2 separate regions of the Homo sapiens genome follow, and region 1 is linked to region 2. The links are chromatin loops, found by intact Hi-C in ENCODE. Cell type or tissue: gastrocnemius medialis. All regions are shown on one strand. Region 1 overlaps PRKN (parkin RBR E3 ubiquitin protein ligase). Region 2 overlaps PRKN (parkin RBR E3 ubiquitin protein ligase).

Region 1 (8,000 bases), 1.3 Mb before region 2:
CTCAAAACCGAAGATTCCCTTATTGGCATGAGGACTGTTTCAAAAGTACTTACATTTCCCACCTGCATTGTGATTGATGTGTTGAATGCCCTGACCCAGGCAGCTACAGAAACATAATTTAATTGAAGTCGGTTAAAAATTGTGCCTTTGTGGAAAGTGTGGAGAAGGACTTCAAGATGATATAAAGCAGAATAGAAAAGCTTAAAAGAATTCAATTTAGAAAAATGTAATTTTTGGTACCTCTATTAAAAATATATTTTGACTTTTTTAAAAATGAGCAATTCTTTGTGTTTAAAATGGAATGTTAGTGGGGATATTTGTGGTATGTTCTAAATGTTCTGTAGAACTGGATTTAGGTATTTGAGTAACAGCAGATATTAGAGTGCATGGTTATATATACAACAATGTTGTCAGTATTGAAATACACATTCAGTGTCTTAGACTTTTAAGAAGATTTTTGATTGACAAAAACCATTCATTGGAACATAGTCTCTTCTATACCTTGTTTCACTTAGCATCTCTTTGAGAATTTACATATCTGCATGTCCAGATCCACTCCACAGCGATTCCTGCCTAGTCTTTTATAGGATACACTAATTATGAAAATATTTACCAATAAATAAGCACTCATTAGGTTTACAGACAACTGTTGTCAGAAGTGTTTGTGGCCATATCTTTTTACTTGCACATGTAAGCATAGATGTAAAATAAAAATCGTATGACAATTTGAGTTAAAGAGTTTGTAGATTTTACATTTTCCTAGGTATTTCAAAATTTTTCCAAAATAAGTTGCCCAATTTTACAAGCCTATCTAAAGCCTCCACTAATACAACATGGTAGTAAAGAGCTGCCCTGCCCCTCTGGGCTGAAAATTGCCAAAAGACGTCCTTCCTGAGACTGACTCAGCTTTCACTAGCAGAACGCCTCCTGGATCTCCGGTCCCCCACCTCTCTCTCACCCTAGGGGTAGTGCCTTTCAGTGTACAAGCTGCACAACTGTCCTTGGTGGCCCTGCCCTCCCTTTCAGTGTGTATAAGAGTGCCCATTTCCTCCCATGTGCCATCGAAGATTTTTTATTTTTGCCGTCTTGACAGATGAAAAACAGTATCTTTTAACTTTTCAAATTAATTTAGAAGAAAACTTCTCATTCTCATCTTATAGTGCGTTAGTTTTGCAAAAGCAGATCCAGTGATTCCAGCACCTGCTATGTACCCTTAACTGCTCTAGGTGCCAGGGAAACGAGGGAACACAACAGAAAAAGTCCCTTGCCATCAGGAATGTATATTCCGACTTCACCATTTGGCTACACATCTGCATATTTGTTTTCAAGCTTGTGTGCAGTGAATTTTAAAGTCTCAATTTATATTTCTAGTTGAATATACTGTGTACTGCTCTTTGCCCTGCCATTTTGATAAGTTGATGAAAACCAGCTCTATGCCTAAGTACCCCAAAGCTTCTGTTTATAATGAGGTAAAATTGTGTCAAAAATAGGCTCTACTAAAGTTTTGCATAGAAGATTTTATGTAATTATATAATAGTTCTTCCTTGGGTCCAAAGGCTCTAAAATGACCCTTTGCCCTTTACAATTTTGGCCCTATTTCTGAGGATGTTTTTGAAGTCTGCATTTTTTGAAACCTCATAGTTTCATTGCCTGAAAATGATACAATGAAAGTACTTTGTATTAAGATATGTAAATCCATTCCTACCTCCAAAGTTTCTTTGAAAAATGCAAAAAAAAGAGTTCTTACTTCGAAATGCTTCATATTCATGAAAGCAGTTTTAATGCAAAATACTTTATTCTGTTAGCTATTAGTTCTTTGATCAATGAAAATTGTTTCTTACCTGCTGTTTCTGCAGCCTTTAATTGTAGCCCAGTGCTTATTCAATGTTTCTGTTTTAATTTGCATTTAATGAGCTCATTTTAAATGTTTCTTCGTAGTAATCTGAATGGTTTCTCTCCCTCAATTTTGTAATATTAAAGAGACTCATGTGACAGTCGGCTGATTTATGTTGCAGCTCACCTCCCTGGCTTATTTACTTCATCCTGTAGCATAGAATCTTGGTTAAAAGGAATTACAGTAATAGGATTCTTTTCCCCCAGTAATTTCCTAATTACCTAGGACTCTTAACAGATTAACTCAAATGTCTGTTTTTCACCAAATAGAAACCTTTTTTCCTTGAATGAATAGGTATTTATGATTATTATTTCAGTGTCATTTCTTTATACCATATGTATTAGATGGTGCTGGGTAGGGATGGGTACACATAGGTTGTATTTGTCTATATATTGCCTGTGGGGAAGGTACATAGAAATGACCATTTCTTCCCAATAAGTTTGTGGCCTAGTTGGGCTGATTAGGCTTATATTGGTGGTATAGATTGCACCTTCACCACCACAGAAGAAGAGTAATTAGAAAGATGTATGTACATATCAGCACACACATACATGCCTGCAACACGTGATTTTTCATGTTTCTTTTGTTCATTTGATTCTCGTTGATCTGAATGCCCTTTCTTTCTGTTGAACATCTCAAAACTACTGTTCATCACTCAAGATCCAGTTCCAATGGCACCAACTTTATGTGAAATTTTCCATGTCACCTCTTACCCTCTTTTTAGTGTGAGGCAATTAGCACCTCCTTTAGAGTCAGCCAACATTTTAGTAACTACCCTTCATCAGGTCCTTGTTCATAGTCTAGAAGGGGTACAGAAAAGTAAAGATTTACAAACCTGAAAGGTGGGTATCATAATATAGGTTTATACAAGGAAGTACTGGAAAACTCAGCCTATAGAGCTTGGAAGATCCAGCTGTTTCCCAGTGGAGCCATTCCAGTTTTCCTGCAGGACAAGTAGGAGTTAACTAGGTGAAGGCGGCCTTCTAGACAGGCATGGAGGGGAGAGAAGAGAATAGAATGAAAGGTATCTGGTGAGGCTGCAGGCACACCAGATAAGCTTTGTCAAGGAGGTAGGTTTAAAGTTGGCGATAGGGAGGAGTCACTGAACCATTATCTACAAAAGAGCATTATGAACAGGTTGTATTTTAGAAAGATGTCTGTGGCAGTACTAGAAAGTTATGAAATAGAACGTTGTAGAAAATAGTTACACTAGTGCCAGCAAGTCCAGATAAAGTGTTAATAGAGGACTTCTCATGACCTTCATTGTACTTCTTAGATAAAACAGAATACTTGAAATCACTAGTTACGGAGAACAAGCGTTTATAAACTCACTCCATAAAACAAAGGAAAGAAGTCCAGATAATGTTTAATAGAGGACAGTCTTCGACTGAGAATGGCAGGGTAATTGTGCAGTAGGAGATGGCTTTTCTCAGGGTGTTGACATTGATTTGATATGTCATTACATCATCTCTGATTAAAGGCCATATTTCTTTTTAAAAAGTTCTTATTTTTGTAGAATAGATTAATGTCTCTTATTGACAGGTGTTTTATTTCATGTTACTAAAGCTTTATTTGTATTCCAAAAATAGTTTGTATCTCCTTCTTTGATATGTGGAACATGATGCTTAGGGTTCTATTTATAGTTTCTTCTCTGTGTGGAGAGAACAATGTCATCAGAGCTGTGGATATCGTGTCACCCAGAATAGTGCAGAATAGTTTCTTCCTCTTAGATATCTGCATGACTCATATACCTAGGCACATATTAAGACCATCTATGGGCCGGGCGCGGTGGCTCACGCCTGTAATCCCAGCACCTTGGGAGGCCGAGGCGGGTGGATCATGAGGTCAGGAGATCGAGACCATCCTGGCTAACAAGGTGAAACCCCGTCTCTACTAAAAATACAAAAAATTAGCCGGGCGCGGTGGCGGGCGCCTGTAGTCCCAGCTACTCGGGAGGCTGAGGCAGGAGAATGGCGTGAACCCGGGAAGCGGAGCTTGCAGTGAGCCGAGATTGCGCCACTGCAGTCCGCAGTCCGGCCTGGGCGACAGAGCGAGACTCCGTCTCAAAAAAAAAAAAAAAAAAAAAAAGACCATCTATGGACAGATGTGTGTATTTTTAAGAGTATTGATGGCTTCTTGATGATTCTCTCCAATTTACTTTTACTGTAAGACCTGAACAGAGGCCCCCATAAAGTTTCACATGAGAGCCCTTAACTTTGGAGGAGAGAATGTTCAATAGTTAGCAGCCTCACCCATTTTGCACATCTCTACTCCTACCCTCATCAAATGAGGGGGAAAATTGGTGATTAGGGAGTTAATATTGGTGTCCTGATTGAGACTTTTTATTATTTATTTACATAATTGTTGAATACGCCAGTTACTCCTATTGTGAGATATTTTTGGAGTTTCAGTGCATAAATAAGATCTTGTGATGAAGCCCTCTGTAACTGCGTAGTCATTTTTAAAGCTTATTGTACCCGCAGAGTAGATCCATTTTCCAGATCATGAAATGATAGGAAGTAGACACCTGAAACTTGCTCGTATTAATAAAATGGAGAAATAGGAAGGAACATTTGTAATATCTGTGTTTCTGAGGTCAACCTTTAGTTTTTTTTTTTTTTTTTTTTTTTTTGACATCTACCTGCACTCCCTCTTTTCTGTCCCCTCATTTTTTTCTTACCCACATTCCTTGATTTTCTCAGAAGCTGGAATTTAATATTTCATTCTTCAGCTCAAAGGAGCAGCTGTTGTCTGAACAACAGGTGAATTTCTTCCTTACTTGTTGCCACAGGGCTTGACTGTGGGTTGTAATGTTTCTGAGGGTTATCACAGGAGTGGCCTGACCGGAACAGACCAGGCTTCACCACAGCTCCTACTGGAGACATTCCCTAGATTGGGAATTGTCTGCAATGGAAATCTTTGTAGTCTCTGGCTCTGCATTTTCCTTCCAGGCAAATCCAGTCCTGATTACAATTTTTTTTTTCCATTGAAACAAAATTGAGGAATGATGAACTCTGGGCAGCTAGAGGATGGGGGCAAGTTAGGTTTGCTCCTTGGAGAATTAGACAGATTTAAGAATAATATTCCCTGTGCCCTGGGTCTTCTCTCCACCCTTGAAATTCGACCTCCTTTCTCCTGAAAGTCCTTTATAGCTCTCTGGTGAGTTCCCAGAGTGTGAGAGGTACAGATTTAAGCACAAGTGAGGTCATGTTCTCTGAGGTGCTGCTTCTCTGGGCTCCTGACCACAGACAAATGTAGACTGCATGATCCAGTTGATATTCACCAAATTTGTATAATTACATGTGACAATATATAAAGACGTTTTTACATGAATATGTCTGAATTCATAGGATCAGATGGGAAGTATATGTGTTTTATTGGGCAGTCAATTTAGACATAATCATATGATACAGAGAGTGATATTTCGTAGAGATCTGTTGTGGGCTTTCCACTCTTGTTCATTTAGGAATCTGTGAGATGCTCAACCTATGATTGGAATTGGAATTTCTTCCTTTTGTCCCTCTCTAGAGTTTTCTCCATTATTCATTGTCCCTTTCTCGTGTGTGTGTGTGTGTATGTGTGTGTGGCATCTGCCGTGTCTCACTACATGCAGAGCTTCTGACATAGGTATTGACTTTTATATCATCTTGATTTCAAAGAAGTCACCAAATAATCTTATTCTCAGTGTCTTGAGTTTTATACCAAGTCTCTGTGCTTGTTTTTTATGTTCTGGCAATTTCTGGGCATTGTTGCCCATTTTAGAACTCTATTTTGTTTTGTGGGGGACAGTTCTGGAATAAATTTTTTTTTTTTTGAGACGGAGTCTTGCTGTGTTGCCCAGGCTGGAGTGCAGTGGCGTGATCGCGGCTCACTGTAAGCTCCGCCTCCCAGGTTCACGCCATTCTCCTGCCTCAGCCTCCCGAGTAGCTGGGACTACAGGCGCCTGCCACCATGCCCAGCTAATTTTTTTTGTATTTTTAGTATAGACGGGGTATCACCGTGTTAGTCAGGATGGTCTCGATCTCCTGACCTCGTGATCCACCTGTCTCGGCCTCCCAAAGTGCTGAGATTACAGGCATGAGCCACCGCGCCTGGCCTCTGGAATAATTTTTAATGGAGATTCAACATCTAAGAAACTTTCATATTGGATCAAGACATAGTTGTCACAATTCTTAGTGTGTAAATTCATTAAAAGTCCCTTCTGGCTTTTGCAGCCAATTTAATCATCTTATGCTTAATAGAATGCAAGTTATACAGGTAAAGTCAGTCAGAGAGGGGATGGGGATGCTATTTGAGATGAAGTTCCTAGAAGTAATAAGATTTTTTTTGTCTTAAAACAGTGATGATAGGATGATTAAGTGATCTAAGATGGACAAATATGTGTGAGTTCTTAATAATTGGGAAAGATCTTTTTTAAAAAGTGTTAATGTGACCATTTAGTTACCATAACTGGAAACTAGATAGCATTAGGGGCCATTTGTATATGTAAAAATATCAGGAAGTATACCGGCAAATTATATCTTTGGGTTGTGGGATGTTTTCTTTTATTATGATTGTGTTTTTCAGATCTTCAGCGTTAAGCGTATAATGTTTTGGAAATACTGAAAAGCAATGTGTTATAAACACAATCTTCAGGACAAATGCATTGTGGTAATACATTTAAAACGGATTCTACTTTTGTGTCAAATTATGTCAGATAAATTTTCAATGGTAGCATACTATGCTCATGTTCTGGTCATAAAAGTAGTGTTTTCAGGAAAACAAACATTAGAACCATAATTTCACTTTCTTTAATATTATACACTATCGGGGCATGGCCAGATTACTGTATTAGTTTTTGTGTAGTTCCTGTTGTTGCTGTAACGAATTACCACAAGTTTAGTGACTTTTAAACACAAATTTATTTTCTTACAGTTCTGGAGGCCCAAAGTCCAAAATGACTTTTTTTTTTTTTTTTTTTTGAGACAAGATCTCCCTCTGTCACTCAGACTGGAGTGCAGTGGCACAAACACAGCTCACTGCAACCTTGAATTCCTGGGCTCAACTTCCCGAATAGCTGGGACTATAGGTGCATGCCAACCTGCCTGGCTAATTTTTTTATTTTTTATTTTTTGTAGAGACAGGATCTTGCTATGTTGCCCAGACTAGTCTTGAACTCTTGGGCTCAAGTCATCTTCCCACCTCAGTCTCCCAAAGTTGTCAGATTACAGGTGTGAGCCACTGTGCCCAGCCCCAAAGTGACTAAAAGGGACTAAAATCAAGGTGTTCGCTGGGCTAGCCCCTTCCATTAATAGAAGCTCCTGTGGAGACTCCTCTTTCACTTCTGGAGGCTGCTGGCATTCCTTGGCTCCTGGCCACATCACTCCAGTCTCTGCTGCTGTGGTCACATTGCCTTCTCCTTTACTGCCATCAAATCTTGCTCTGCCTTCCTCTTAAAAGAACACATGGGGTTACATTCAGGAGCCACCAGGATAGCCTCTTCGTCTCCAGATCCTTAATCACATCTGCAAAGTCCCTTTTGTCATATCGGGAAACAGTCGTAGGTTTCAGGGACAAGGAGGCATTATTCAGCCACCACAGTTACCAGTAATGCTTCACCATTTGAACGTATGGTTAGGTACTTCCTTATGAAGGAAGAATGACAGAGAGCTACAACTTGATTTTTGCCTATTGTGAGGTCACTTAAAGGTAATGCAGTAGTGTTACACATGAGGAGTCTGTGTGTGTGTGTGTGTGTGTGCGCGTGTGTGTGTGCGTGCGCGCGCGCGCAGGCGGGTAGGGTGTATGGACTAGTTGATGAAGCTAGCCAAGGACATAACTCACTTTTCAAGGTAGTTTTCTCAGGTGGCAAAAGAAGGTGTGAATATTCTCCTGGACTCCCATAGTGCATTGCAGCTGGGTAATTTGATATGTACCAGGTTGCTAATTTGTATCCTGTAGAGAAGGGGAAGTTTTGTTATGCTTTGGACAGGAGATACCACTTCACATAACAGATGATCAGGCAAAGTGGAAGCAAATAACCATTATGTGTATATTGCTTTCTGATTTGACAGTTCCCTATGAGCGTTAGACACTTCATGCTCCCTGGAATAGTTTAACATTGTCC
Region 2 (8,000 bases):
CCTTCTTCCTTTTTTCCTCTATTTTTCCTTCCTATTTTCCTCTATTCCTTTCAAATTTTCTTCCTTCTTCATAATTCTTTCAGCAGAGAAAGGGGGAATAAAAAAGAAACAAGAAAATGAAGCATAAACAGAGCATCTATGAGAATATAGGCGTTAGTCAAAGAAAGAGAGGAGATAGGTGTAAAGTTAATTTTCTCAAGATTTTATTTGTGTTGTCTGGCCAGGCACAGTGGCTCATGCCTGTAATCCCAGCACTTTGGGAGGCCGAGGCAGGTGGATCACTTGAGGTCAGGAGTTCAAGACCAGCCTGACTAACATGGTGAAACCCCATCTCTGCTAAAAATACGAAAAGTAGCTGGGTGTGGTGGTGGGTGCCTGTAGTCCCAGCTGCTTGGGAGGCTGAAGCAGGAGAACCACTTGAACTCAGAAGGCAGAGGTTGCAGTGAGCCGAGATCATGCCACTGCACTCCAGCGTGGGCAACAGAGTGAGACTCCATCTCAAAAAAAAAAAAAAAAAAAGATTTTATTTGTGTTTCCTTAGTCGGTTATTTTGGGTTATTACTGTTTTACTTTCAACTGGAACTAAGTAGAATCCTTGGCTAATAAGTTTTATGTGGATCCTGCCACAGTTATCTCAAATGATTTCTTGGAGTAAAACTTGAAAAATATTTTCCTTTACTAGATTATGTTTCTATAATGATAACTCGTTAAACAGAAATGCTACATAGAAATCCAAAGAACTTCAGTTGTTCTTTTCTATCAAAATTCTTTACTTCTGAAATTCACTAAATTCTAACCTTTTTCCATTATCATAGCCACTCTGTTGCTGAAGAATATACCAAGAATTTCTTCAACACCACTGATAGTAAATCTCTGACTATACTGAATCCAGAATTTCAAGAACGTATTTCAAAATTTTAACTTTTTAAAAAATACTTTTTAAACTCTTCATGTGATTTCTTCTGTGTAGACCCTGCACAAAAGTTCTTCTTATGCTAACTTTATACTATCCTTAATTTTTCCCTAAATATCTAATGTAGTCTCTTTAGAATAATATACAACAGCCAGGGTTGGAAACAGTTCAAGGGGTAAACGTCTCTATCTGAACAAACTCTTCCTGTGATCTCCGGAGTCCCCTCCATTCCCCCGTTAATGCTACATGGGGAAAGGAAGTTATGCTGTAACTACAGAAGATACAACATACTCTCTATCCACCCTCATGCTGGTCCTGCTTAATTTTTAGTGAAGATCAAATGTGATTTCTGCATGAACTCAGGACATTGGTTCTGACCCAGAAAGTAAACTCCAGGCCTAACTGCCAAATACCCAACTCCCTTCTAACCACTTTTCTACAACTTTTGGATGGAAATTCTATATCTACTCATTAATTGTCTAGAAAGGACTGATTTTTGCCATTCAAAGTCACCTGAGAATTTCCATTTATGTTGGGAATTCAGCACGTTTCAATTAATACTTAAGTACCCCCACTCAAGCATCAATTCAAAATCAAGATGAGGAATGCCTCAACTCTCCTGGTGTGGGGTATGGGCCCTCGAGTGCCTGGAGGGTAAAGGCTCACCCAGGTGAACTTCACATGATTTTCTTACATCATCACTCAAAGGCATAAGGACCAGGAGGATCCTTCCTTTCTCTACTTAGTTTATTGCTTTCTCTCTTGCTGTCCTTTTGTGCTCCCTGTCTCCAATGGTTCACATACAAAATTAGGGGTTAGCAAGGAATAGGAATTTCAGAGAAGCAAGCTCTGTGGAGTTGAGGAAAACCACAAATATTGTAGCACATGATTTAGTACGGCAAATGGAAAAAACAAGATCCAGCAGCCCGGCAAATTCTCTCTTCAGCTATGTGACCTTGGACATGTAACTTCATCTTTGAGCTTTCTTCATTTGTAAAATCAGGATCTTAATTTTTAAAAAGTAAAGAAAACTGAGGCTGATGTGGGGGGGAAATCACTGGAGCCCAGAAGTTTGAAACCAGACTGGGCAACATAGGGAGACCCTCTCTCTACAAATAATACAAAAATTAGCCAGGCATGGTGGCGCGTGCCTGTGGTCCCAGCTCAGGACGCTGAGGTGGGAGGATCACCGAGCCCAGAAAGTGGAGGCTGCAGTGAGATGTTATTGTACCATTGCACTCCCGCCTGGGTGACAGAGCAGAATCCTGTCTCAAAAATAAATAAAGAAAGAAAAAAAAGAAAATAAAGGAAACTGTTCATCATGCCAAAAGCCCATGAGCCATGCCTGGCACCAACAGTTGGCATCTCTGTTCATATATAGTCATTTTATCCAGATAAACTGAGGCCACTCCAGCCCTTGCACCTTTGAAAACTGCTTAAGACTAACTCCTGACCTCTCATAACGCATTTCAGAAAAGAATGCTTTATTGCATATTCATTACTCTTAATTTATTTCAAAAATCAGGGTTTTTTACTTTATCAAGTTCTTTTTTTTTTTTTTTTTGAGACATAGTCTCGCTCTGTCGCTCTGGCTGGAGTGCAGCGGCGCATGATCTCGGCTCACTGCAACCTCTGTCTCCTGGGTTCAAGCAATTCTCCTGTCTCAGCCTCTCAAGTAGCTGGGACTACAGGCACGTGCTACCACACCCAGCTAATTTTTTGTATTTTTAGTAGAGACGGGGTTTCACCGTGTTAGCCAGGATGGTCTTGATCTCTTGACCTCGTGATCCGCCCTCCTCAGCCTCCCAAAGTGCTGGGATTACAGGCGTGAGCCACCACGCCCAGCCTTATCAAGTTCTTAAACAAGTGCCTTTTACGTGCCAGGCGCAGTGCTAGGAACTTTCTTAAACACGGTATTTGAATCTCTACAGCAATCCCACAAGTAGGTACCAATTTCCCCCTTTCACAGTGAAATAAATGGAAATTCAGAGATGGTAAGTGAACTACTCAGAGCCACTATCAGTCGGAAGTAGGAGGACTAGAACTGAACTCCGGCCTGGCTAGAATTATTCAACACAAGCAGAATCTAATTATTTCCCTTACAAAAGTCAGAGGAGGCTGGGCGTGGTGGTTCATGCCTGTAATCCCAGCACTTTGGGAGGCAGAGGTGGGCAGATCACTTGAGGTCAGGAGTTTGAGACCAGCCTGGTCAACATGGTGAAACCCCGTTTTTTAAAAAAATACAAAAATTAGCCAGGCGCAGTGGCGTGTACCTGTAATCCCAGCTACTCAGGAGGCTGAGGCAGGGGAATTGCTTGAACCCAGGAGGTGGAGGTTGCAGTGAGCCAAGATGGCACCACTGCACTCCAGCCTGGGCAACAGAGCGAGACTCCATTTAAAAAAAAAAAGAAGAAGAAAAAAGAAAAAAGGAAAGGCCCTCTGTGTTGTGGTTAGGACCTCAGGTTCTAGGGCCAAAAATCTCCTGGTTGACTGCTAGTTGGTCACTTTCTACCACTGTGGCGCAGGGACCTCACTGTCCTCTTTAAACATCCATTTCTTCATTGTAAAATGGTCACATAAGTGGGGGAACAGGTGAGATCACGCACAAGAAGCATCAAACTCTGTGTAGCACGTTAGCTCGTAAAGGATTCTCACCATTTTCATTGCATAGCTACGCATTTAGTGAACACTAATGACCTTACATATTTGTGTGTCACTGTGTGAACTTATAATTCCATGTCCTTCATGTAAACGATGTGTTTACATCCAACGTATTTTCAGAGACTCGCTTTACTGCCTCACTTCTAATTTTCTATGATATACGATTGTTTCTGTGTAGGCAACACCAGACATTGTTTTCTGATTTAGGCTGGAACGCTAGAAAACTCCACCGCCTGTATGTGAAAATGCCAATGCATTTTATAAGCAAAGTCAACCGCAAAATGTTTATAGGGTCAGGCAGTTAGATCTGAGGTACAAACATGGTTTAGAAGGAATTCTTACAATGGTGCTAAAGCTCTAGAAGCAAATACTATGTGGGAGGCCATAGAAAGAGTGAATTGTTGTTCACACTTCAGCTTTGATTTGGAGACACCTGTGAAAGAAAATAATCTTTTTCCCAGTACTTACTGGTTATTTTATTTCCAGAAAACATGCTTGTTATTTTAGCCGAGGTAATTGCCTTGCCTTTCGGGTATGGTTTGTGCTAAATGAACAGTGACACCTACTGGCGGAAGATGATCACGTTTATTTACTAAAAGAAGCTCCTGTTCTCACTTTGCTGGGTATAATCCCAGAAATAATACAGAATGTTTTGATTTCAAAGAGCAAAGAACCAACACTGGAGTTAAAAAGAAAAATCAAACCACGTCAAGGCCGATACATGAATATAGACAGATTCACTTTCTGGAGTGAAGATTGCTCTTTTCTTCTCTAAAAATGCTGGGTTCCCCCAACCACCACCACAAAAATAAGCTTGTCAGAGCTGCTCCAAGTAAGGCAGTTCAAGTGCCAAGGAAAGATGTTTGGCTTGACACACCTGTTCTTCTTCTCTCCGTGGAGTAAACAGATTGGCAGAGGCTGCTTCAAACACGTTATCTGTCTAACTCATTACATATTAATACTTCCAAAGTAAATCTCTCCATTCTGTAACTTTATTTAAATATTTTTATTAATATACAGTAATACTTTTCCAGATGGCCTTATCAGAAGTTTTAGTGAGAATAAGCAGCTGAAAACACAACAGCTGCTCTGCTGGCAGCCTGAGAGCCCTGCGCTGTGATACTGCCAGGCCCCCCATGGAGTCAGCCAGGCCTGGGGGCCAGGCCCAGGAGGGAGCGTGGGAAGCCAGCCTGCAGCTCCCAGCATTACTCATGCCCCTGGGTGGGCCACTGAGTCTGCGTCTAGGTTTGGAGTGGAAAGTAGGAGGTCTGTCTACATTCCCCCAGCTCAGCTTTGCCTAGGGCCCTGTCCTTGGGGGATTATTAGACACTGTTGATTTACAAAAGCTGGTATTTTCATCTAATTTGGTTCTCTAGGTCTAGAGGTTAAAACCCAGGGGGGCCGGAGGGATGACTAATTGGCAGCCTAAATTTCCAATGTGTTGTGAAAGTTATTTAACCTGAGTTTCCTTGCCTGTGAAAATGTGTGTATTGAGTACTGCTGTGACAATTACAGGAAACAATAGATGTAACCCCCAGCCCCGTGAGTTTTTTCTTTTCTAAGACACAAACCCCATTCTCAGAGTTATGGGAGAAGGTACATTTATACACTTTAATTCAGAGACCTTTAATTCAGAGATTAAATCAATAGCGTGTGGTCTTGGAGGCATTAGATGACTTTTTTTTTTTTTTTTTGAAACGGCGTCTGGCTCTGTTGCCAGGCTGGAGTGCAGTGACGCCATCTCTGCTCACTGCAACCTCCGCCTCCCAGGTTCAAGTGATTCTGCTGCCTTAGCCTCCCGAGTAGCTGCGACTACAGGCAGGCGCCACCACACCCGGCTAATTTTTGTATTTTTAGTAGAGACAGGGTTTCACCATGTTGACCAGAATGGTCTTGATCTCTTGACCTCGTGATTTGGCAGCCTCGGCCTCCCAAAGTGCTGGGATTACAGGCGTGAGCCACTGCGCCAAGCCCGTTAGATGACTTTACAGGCCATCAAAAACCCGCTGCCATCAGAAACTCTGGACCCACAAGCAAGCTCTCTTCTTGCTCTTGGCCCAGGTCTGGAGCTTGAATGAGGGGTGAGCATGAGCTAGCATAGCCACACCTCCTACTCCTTCCTCGGCCCCATCTCCCTCCAGAGTTCTTTCCTCCATCTTCCTTTCTTCTTTCTGGTACCTCATTCCAGAGCTTTAGCTGCTTCCCCAATAGACGTGGCTTTCAATGCAAATCCTGCATTCTGACCTCTCTCCTGGGTGCTCAGCATCTGCTGGACGTCTAGATGGGGGAGTCTTCAAAACGCCAAGGCCCCTGGGCAGGAGGACGGGTGACAGTTCGGTGTGTATCAACTCCGTAGCACGGTTGATACAAGCCTTGCCTTGAAGCACTTTGTCTTATGGTCAGAACCATGAACCATCCTTTCTGGCCCATATTAATAAGATTAAAAGCTGGTAGCTTGCCTTTTTCCCTGCCTGGTTTTTATGAGCAAATATAGGACACTGTCTCCTGCGAGGCAGCAGCGGATGAGGCTGGTCGGGGGTCACTGGTAAGAACGGGTCTCTGTTGCTATTACTCTCTGTTGGTCTGCCTGGGTTTGAATTTGGATGCCGAGAGCTGATGGGCCTATCACTGGAGTGACTTTGGGTGAGTTGTTTAGCAAATATATGCCTCATTCACACATTTATTCAACAAATATGAACTGGCATCATCTACGAGCCAGGTCCTGTTCTAGGCACTGGGAGGCGTCAGTGCTCAAAAGAAACAAAGTTCCTGCCCCCCAGTGTGTGCGCTCTCCTCGGGGGAAAACAGACCGAGAAAAACAAGCCCAATCCGTCATCAAGCTCTCCAGTTATGTTAGAGCAGAGGTGGCCGCACTTTTCAGTAAAGGGCCAGGCAGTGCGTCTGTTAGCTCTGAGGGCCACTGGTCATTCTGTGAAAGTGGCCACAGACAATACACGAACCAAAAGGTGTGGCTGTGTCCCAGTAAAATGTGATTGTAAAGTGGTTCGCTGACCTCTGTGTCAGAGCATTTCCATAGGCGCCGTGGAAGCAAAGCGGGGGAGTCCAGTTAAGGCGGATCTGCTGCGCCTGGGGTGGGAGGATGGGAAGAGCAGGTTGAACTTCAGAGTAAACTTCATCGAGAAGGTGCGATTTGAGTAAAGACGGGACCCGGAGGGAGCCAGCTGGGTGGGCACCTGCAGGATCCCAGGGCATTCCCAGTCGAGTGACGCAGGATGAAAGCCCACGGCATGTTCTGGCACATCCAGAGAGCAATGCAGCTCCAGGAGACACTGTGGGGAGAGAGGGACGCAGTGGGGAGGCCTGGTGAGGACCCCTGGCTCTCATTCCCAGTGAAATGGGCAGTGGCGGGGAGTGAGAGCAGAACTGACAACATCTGAAGTCCTGCTCTGACTGCTGTCTGGGACGAAGCTCAGGAGGGGCCGGGCAGACTCCAGGAGAGATTAGACTATTGCAGCAACCAGGGCAGGAGGTGGCTGTGGCTTAGTTCCGGGCGGTCGGGGGCTGGCGGGGGGTCGGGGGGGGGGGGGGGCGACATTTCCTGAGGATTGTAAGAGAGGCGTGAGAAAAGAGTTATAACACCTGGAAGGCTCTGCGTTTCCTCATCTGTGGCTGGAACAATCACTCTGCCGCAGGATTATCTGAGGATCAACTAAGTTGACTCACGTAAAGGGTTCGGCACATGCTTACTACTTAGCCATTGCTCAGTTCATGTAGGTAGTGTCGTTATTGTTTATTATGATGATTATGGAGTTGTTCAAATCTAGATTTGACTCTAAGCTAAATCACCTACTAGCCAGAGGATCTTGAAAATGTTCGTAATCTTGGAGTCTCAATTCCCCACGTATATAAAATGAGTTTAAGGCAGAAAATGGGGAGGCCTCTCTGCATGAATGGTTCCTCGCGGACACGGTAAGTTGTTACTGGGTCTGACTAGGTCTCAATTATGTGATCACCACTCTCTTGGTGCCCCTCTCCGGTGTTATTCTGTATTCTGTTGAGTTAGCCATGTTCTCCCCAAGTCTCTTTGGGAGCAGACTGCCCTGCAGTCAGGCCACAGAGCTCTGGAGTCCTGTGGACTCCACACTCACGGTGAAGTCGTGGGTAAGAACCAGGTGACGCTCCGCAGAATGGCAGGCTCCGTCCTTCCCTCTGAGGAGCTGCCAACAGTGTGTAGGTGGAAGAAAGTGAATTCCTCCTATGCCTAGCTCCCTTTCAAAAGGCATTTAATTTCCTGTGACTGATGAGAGAGTTTGTATTTGAAACGGAAGCCTCTTAATTTATAGCCCACAATAATAGAGTCTGGCAACTACAGACCCTCCCGGTGCTGTTCAGCGGCTGCCCTGCCTGCGGAGACCCTCCTCTGGTGGAGAAGCATAATGTGCCTTTCATGCCTTTTGCACTTTGG

Evidence for each region. Hi-C counts contacts between places; a loop is a spot of excess contacts. Peaks named below come from ENCODE experiments on the same cell type or tissue, not always from the same donor. Only the 100,000 strongest peaks of a DNase experiment are listed, where the experiment ranks them.
Region 1: a loop joins it to region 2, with 6 times the contacts of the local background. A loop is called at or near these places in 4 of 110 quality-filtered maps.

The regions. Positions count from the first base shown.
Region 1 is chr6:162,716,421-162,724,420 of GRCh38, reverse strand. The region is part of intron 1 of PRKN (parkin RBR E3 ubiquitin protein ligase); the gene reads left to right. Among named protein-coding and RNA genes, the nearest start is that of PRKN, 7.3 kb to the left of the region's middle. In gastrocnemius medialis, no CTCF peak of the experiment used is centred here; a DNase peak (open chromatin) is centred at 3,630; H3K27ac peaks cover 5,028 bases.
Region 2 is chr6:161,414,717-161,422,716 of GRCh38, reverse strand. All of the region lies in intron 9 of PRKN (parkin RBR E3 ubiquitin protein ligase), which reads left to right. Among named protein-coding and RNA genes, the nearest start is that of AGPAT4, 140 kb to the right of the region's middle. RefSeq lists enhancers at 6,281-6,806, 6,807-7,332. In gastrocnemius medialis, CTCF peaks have their summits at 3,926 and 4,129 (motif pointing left); no DNase peak of the experiment used is centred here; H3K27ac peaks cover 4,454 bases.